2 separate regions of the Homo sapiens genome follow, and region 2 is linked to region 1. A link is an interaction called in ENCODE POLR2A ChIA-PET data of the cell type or tissue named here. Cell type or tissue: GM12878. All regions are shown on one strand.

Region 1 (2,500 bases):
ACAGGGGGATGGGTGGACCTTGAACAGGAAGATGGAATGGAGATAGGGATGGATGTAAATGCAGTGTTGCTTGTAGTCGTTCCACTGAGGCTGAAGACCCTGTATTTCTAGTGGCACTGATTTGTATTGTTTTGTAGGGTAGAAACATCCAGATGAAGAAGGGGAGAAGAGTGGTTAGCTGTACCCACCCAACGTTAGAGGTCTGTGGGGCTGGTGTGGTAGACAGGGATGAAAGGGAATTGAGGGTGCTGGTGACAGAGTAGTTCAGAGAGTCAAGCATGGGGTTAAGAAAGGTTGAGGCCAGGCATGGTGGCTCATGCCTATAATTCCAGCACTTTGGGAGGCCAAAGCAGGAGGATGACTTGAAGCCAGGAGTTCGAGACCAGCCTGGGCAACATAGTGAGACCCCATCTATAAAAACTTCTTTTTTTTAAATTAGCCAGGTGAGGTGGTGCATGCCTGTGAGAGGTGAAGCCAGCTGGACTTCCTGGGTTGAGTGGGGACTTGGAGAACTCTTCTATCTAGCTAAAGGATTGTAAATGCACCAATCAGCACTCTGTAAAAATGCACCAATCAGCGCTCTGTGTCTAGCTAAAGGATTGTAAATGCACCAACCAGCACTCTGTAAAATGGACCAATCAGCAGGATGTGGGTGGGGACAAATAAGGGAATAAAAGCTGGCCACACCCAGCCAGCAGCAGCAACCCGCTCAGGTCCCCTTCCATACTGTAGAAGCTTTGATCTTTTGCTCTTCACAATACATCTTGCTGCTGCTCACTCTTTAGGTCCGCACCACCTTTAAGAGCTGTAACACTCACCGTGAAGGTCCACGGCTTCATTCTTGAAGTCAGCGAGACCAAGAACCCACCAGAAGGAACGAATTCCGGACATACCTGTAGTTCTAGCTACCCGGGAAGCTGAAGTGGGAGGATTGCTTGAGCCCAGGAGTTCAAGGCTGCAGTGAGCTAGGATTGTGCCTTTGCACTCTAGCCTGGGTGGTAGAGTGAGATCCCTGTCTCAGAAAAGCAAACAAACAAACAAACAAACAAAACAAAAACCATTGAGAGGGGAAGGAAAAGAGGCCAGGAGGGACTGACAGACTGGGAGAAAAAAGAGGGCTTAAAGGACTAGAGGAGTCCATAAGAGGTTAAAAAACTAAACCAAAAAAAAAAAAAAAAAAAAACCCTCACATGTAGGCGGGGGCCTGAGGGAGCAGAAAGGAGAGGGCGCTGTGGTTCATATGAAACACTGGGGTTATAGATGTTAGAGGTGAGCAGTTCCAGACCACAATAAACTTCAAGATCTGGTGCTTTGTGTGTGGCTGAAGTGCAACAGAGAAGGTAATTGAGAGAGTCAAGGAAATGAGAAGTTGCTGATTGTGTCATCTTCATAGACAATGAGATCCCCTCGTAAAAGAGTCAGGAATTAAGAGTCGGGAGGGAGATGATGGGCCACATGCCAGTATCTTTACTTAAAAAGAGGAGAGTGAAGGATATGTAAGAATTTGCTAGGCAGACTGGGATGGAGGGGATGGCCATTCTAGCTAGAGGGAGGAGACTGGGAAAAGGCATGGTTGGAAGTGTGAAACAGCCTGATCTTTTTAGGGAACTAAAACCAGTATCAGTGACGCTAAGTGTGAGTACAGGAATGTGGCAGCAGATGAGACTGGATTAGTAGGCAGAGCTGACATATGGAGGGCCTTGTGCACTAAACCAAATGATGCAGAGCCACTGAGGGGTTTTAAGCTGAGTATTGACTTAATTCTGGTTTGTATTTTAGATTTTCTAAGGTCAAGTGTGGAAAATTAGATTCAGGTAGGAATAGAGCCCCAGAGACCAGTTACAGGGCTGTTGCAATTGCCCAAGCCAGGATGAGGGGCGTGGCACTGGCAGTGGAGTTGGAGGATGAATTCCAGAGCTATTTTGATATCCCACATGTGTTCTTGCAGCTCTACACCCTTTCACCTATTTTCAGCATGCAATGTGAGGCCTGGTAGGTTTTTCCGTTCAGTTTATGCTCTTTAATGTCCCAGCTCTTCACCCCAGAGGCAGCCTTCAGACCTTTGAGGATGGGGTCCTTATCACTAATATCTCTGCTATGCCCACTCCATAGGGCAGGGGATGAAATTATCCAAAGCTTTTTGGTCTCAGCTAATTTACTTTTCTTTACTTGCTTTTGTTTCTCTCTACCAAATCCTTCAGTTAATCTGAGGCAAGAATTTCATACCTTGAACATTATGGAATCAGGTTATTTCTTTTTCAGTGCTCTGTTGCCTAGAGGTTCGTATGTGACAAATTGAAAGGGCTAATACTATATATGAAAGTTACACTCAGTATATGAAACCGACAGACCCTCTCCCCCATCCCCCACTTAGCACTCTCCCCACTTTTTCAGGGTTACTCATTGCTGTTTGTAGTAGGCAAAATTCTAAGATGATCCCCAATATTCCCTCATCCCGGTGTATACATACTTTCTCCCTGTTACTTAGTCAAACATGAAT
Region 2 (2,500 bases), 110 kb before region 1:
CAGGCACGTGCTGCCACGCCAGGCTAATTTTTGTATTTTTAGTAGAGATGGGGTTTCACCATGTTGGTCAGGCTGGTCTCGAACTTCTGAGCTCAGGCAATCCGCCTGCCTGGGCCTTCCAAAGTGCTGAAATTACAGGCGTGAGCCACTACACCCAGCCTCCATCCTTGTTGATTTAATTACTAATATCCGTAATAGTCATTGTTTTTTGAAACACATTAGAAGAGGAAGATGGGCCGGACGTGGTGGCTCATGCCTATAATCCCAGCACTTTGGGAGGCTGAGGTGGGAGGATCACTTGAGCTCAGGAGTTTGAGACCAGCTTAGGCAATATAGTGAGACCCTGTCTCTATTACTGAAAAAACAGTTTTTAAATTTAAAAAATGAAGAAGAAAAAATGTGATACCATGGTCCCTTATAGTGGAAAAGAAGAAGGTGAATGAGCTTTAATGATTGAGGGAAGCCCAAACTAGTTTGTTTTCTGTTTTCAAACCAGTTTTTAATTTCTTGTTTCCATTCTGAACCTAGCCTTTTAACATTTAAGATAGAATGTTGGGGCTGGGTTCGATGGCTCACACCTGTAATCCCAGCACTTTGGGATGCCAAGGTGGGTGGATCACTTGAGGTCAGGAGTTCGAGACCCGCCTGACCAACATGGTGAGACCCTGTCTCTACTAAAAATACGAAAATTAGCTGTGCGTGGTGGTGGGCTTCTGTAATCCCAGCTACTTGGGAGGCTGAGGCAGGAGAATCACTTGAACCTGGGAGGTGGAGGTTGCAGTGAGCTGACATTGCGCCATTGCACTCCAGCCTGGGTAACGAGCGAACTACATCTCAAAAAAAAAAAAAAAAAAAAGAGAATGTTGGAACTAGAAGGATTCTTAAAATTCTTTAGTCTGGTTTCCTTATCTTCCCAATAGGAAACTGAGGTAAAATTGTGACTTGCCTAGTTATTTATTAACTTGGAGAGCCTATGAGGGCTTGCCTGATCTGAACCTTAGAAGGTGGATGTTTGGCCTTTGGTTTGGCTTTTTCCTCGCTAGGCTCGTGCTTAGGTACCTTGGACTTTTTTTTAATTATAGTTGCTTTTTTTCCCCCTGGGAACTAGAAATAGGGGCTGTATCTAACTAAAGTGTTTTGATTTTAGTGCGGATGAGGTTCGCAGAAAATCTCTGGTTCTCAAGTTTCCTAAACAGCAGCTTCCTCCAAAGAAGAAACGGCGAGTTGGAACCACTGTTCACTGTGACTATTTGAATGTGAGTATGTGCATTGCTTCCTTCTGATTAGGTAGGTTATCATTGATTCCCCAGCCCTGTATGCCACAGCTCTGACAGCCTTAGATTCTCCAGTTGCCTTGCCCTGAGAATTATTTGTACTGTTCATTATAAGATTTCTAAAATATGTTTGTCTAGTTAGAGAAAGTGGATTTTTTTTTTTTTTTTTGAGACGGAATCTCACTCTGTCGCCCAGGCTGAAGTGCAGTGGCACAGTCTCGGCTCACTGCAACCTCCACCTCCCAGGTTCAAGCAATTCTCCTGCCCCAGCCTCCCAAGTAGCTGGGATTACAGGTGCACACCACCACACCCAGCTAATTTTTGTATTTTTAGTAGAGATGGGGTTTTGCCTTATTGACCAGGCTGGTCTTGAACTCCTGACCTCAGGTAATCCACTCGCTTTGGCCTCCCAAAGTGCTGGGATTACAGTGAGCCACCGTGCTCGGCAGATTTTTTTTTTTTTTTTTTTTTGAGACAGAGTCTCGCTCTGTTACCCAGGCTGGAGTGCAATGGTGTGATCTTGGCTCACTGCACCCTTTGCCTCCCAGGTTCAAGTGATCCTCCTACCTCAGCCTCCTGAGTAGTTCAGATTACAGGCACATGCCACCACACCCAGCTAATTTTTGTATTTTTAGTAGAGACGGGGCTTCACCATGTTGCCCAGGCTGGTGTTGAACTCTTGGCCTCAAGTGGTCCACCCACCTCAGCCTCCCAAAGTGCTGGGATTACAGGTGTGAGCTACTGTGCCTGGACAGAATGTGGATTTTTTTTGGTCTGAGGAAGCATTCTGATTTCACATTTCTCCTTAGAGACCTCATAAGTCCATCCACCGGCGCCGCACAGACCCTATGGTGACGCTGTCGTCCATCTTGGAGTCTATCATCAATGACATGAGAGATCTTCCAAATGTGAGTTCATTGCATTGGATATCTATAGTAGGGATGTCAAGGCCTTTTGTTCTGTCTGTGATTTCCAATAGAGGGCAGTAATCTGTAGATTTAGGTAACTGGAATGCCTAATTTTTAGGGAGTTAGTTTTTTTTGTTTGTTTGTTTTTTTAAGCAGTTTAGTAGAGGAAACAGACGTGCTCCATCTAGAAAGATTCCTTTCAGTGTTGATAGCCAGGTAGATAGGTAAGATGTGAAAGTCTTCAGGAATTGGCTCTGGCAACTGTTATTTGCTGATGTATGGTTCTGGCCCTTGTTTGCAGACATACCCTTTCCACAC

Evidence for each region. Peaks named below come from ENCODE experiments on the same cell type or tissue, not always from the same donor. Only the 100,000 strongest peaks of a DNase experiment are listed, where the experiment ranks them.
Region 2: POLR2A ChIA-PET joins it to region 1 with 8 read pairs; 2 of 35 experiments call an interaction of 5 or more read pairs at or near these places.

The regions. Positions count from the first base shown.
Region 1 is chrX:71,513,302-71,515,801 of GRCh38, forward strand. It overlaps a transcript of TAF1 not described here. Among named protein-coding and RNA genes, the nearest start is that of OGT, 19 kb to the right of the region's middle. In GM12878, a CTCF peak has its summit at 1,217; DNase peaks (open chromatin) are centred at 1,300 and 1,606; H3K27ac peaks cover 1,440 bases.
Region 2 is chrX:71,405,491-71,407,990 of GRCh38, forward strand. It overlaps TAF1 (TATA-box binding protein associated factor 1), which reads left to right. Exons shown (of 38, transcript NM_004606.5): 26 at 1,148-1,256; 27 at 2,084-2,182; 28 at 2,484-2,500. Among named protein-coding and RNA genes, the nearest start is that of TAF1, 40 kb to the left of the region's middle. In GM12878, no CTCF peak of the experiment used is centred here; no DNase peak of the experiment used is centred here.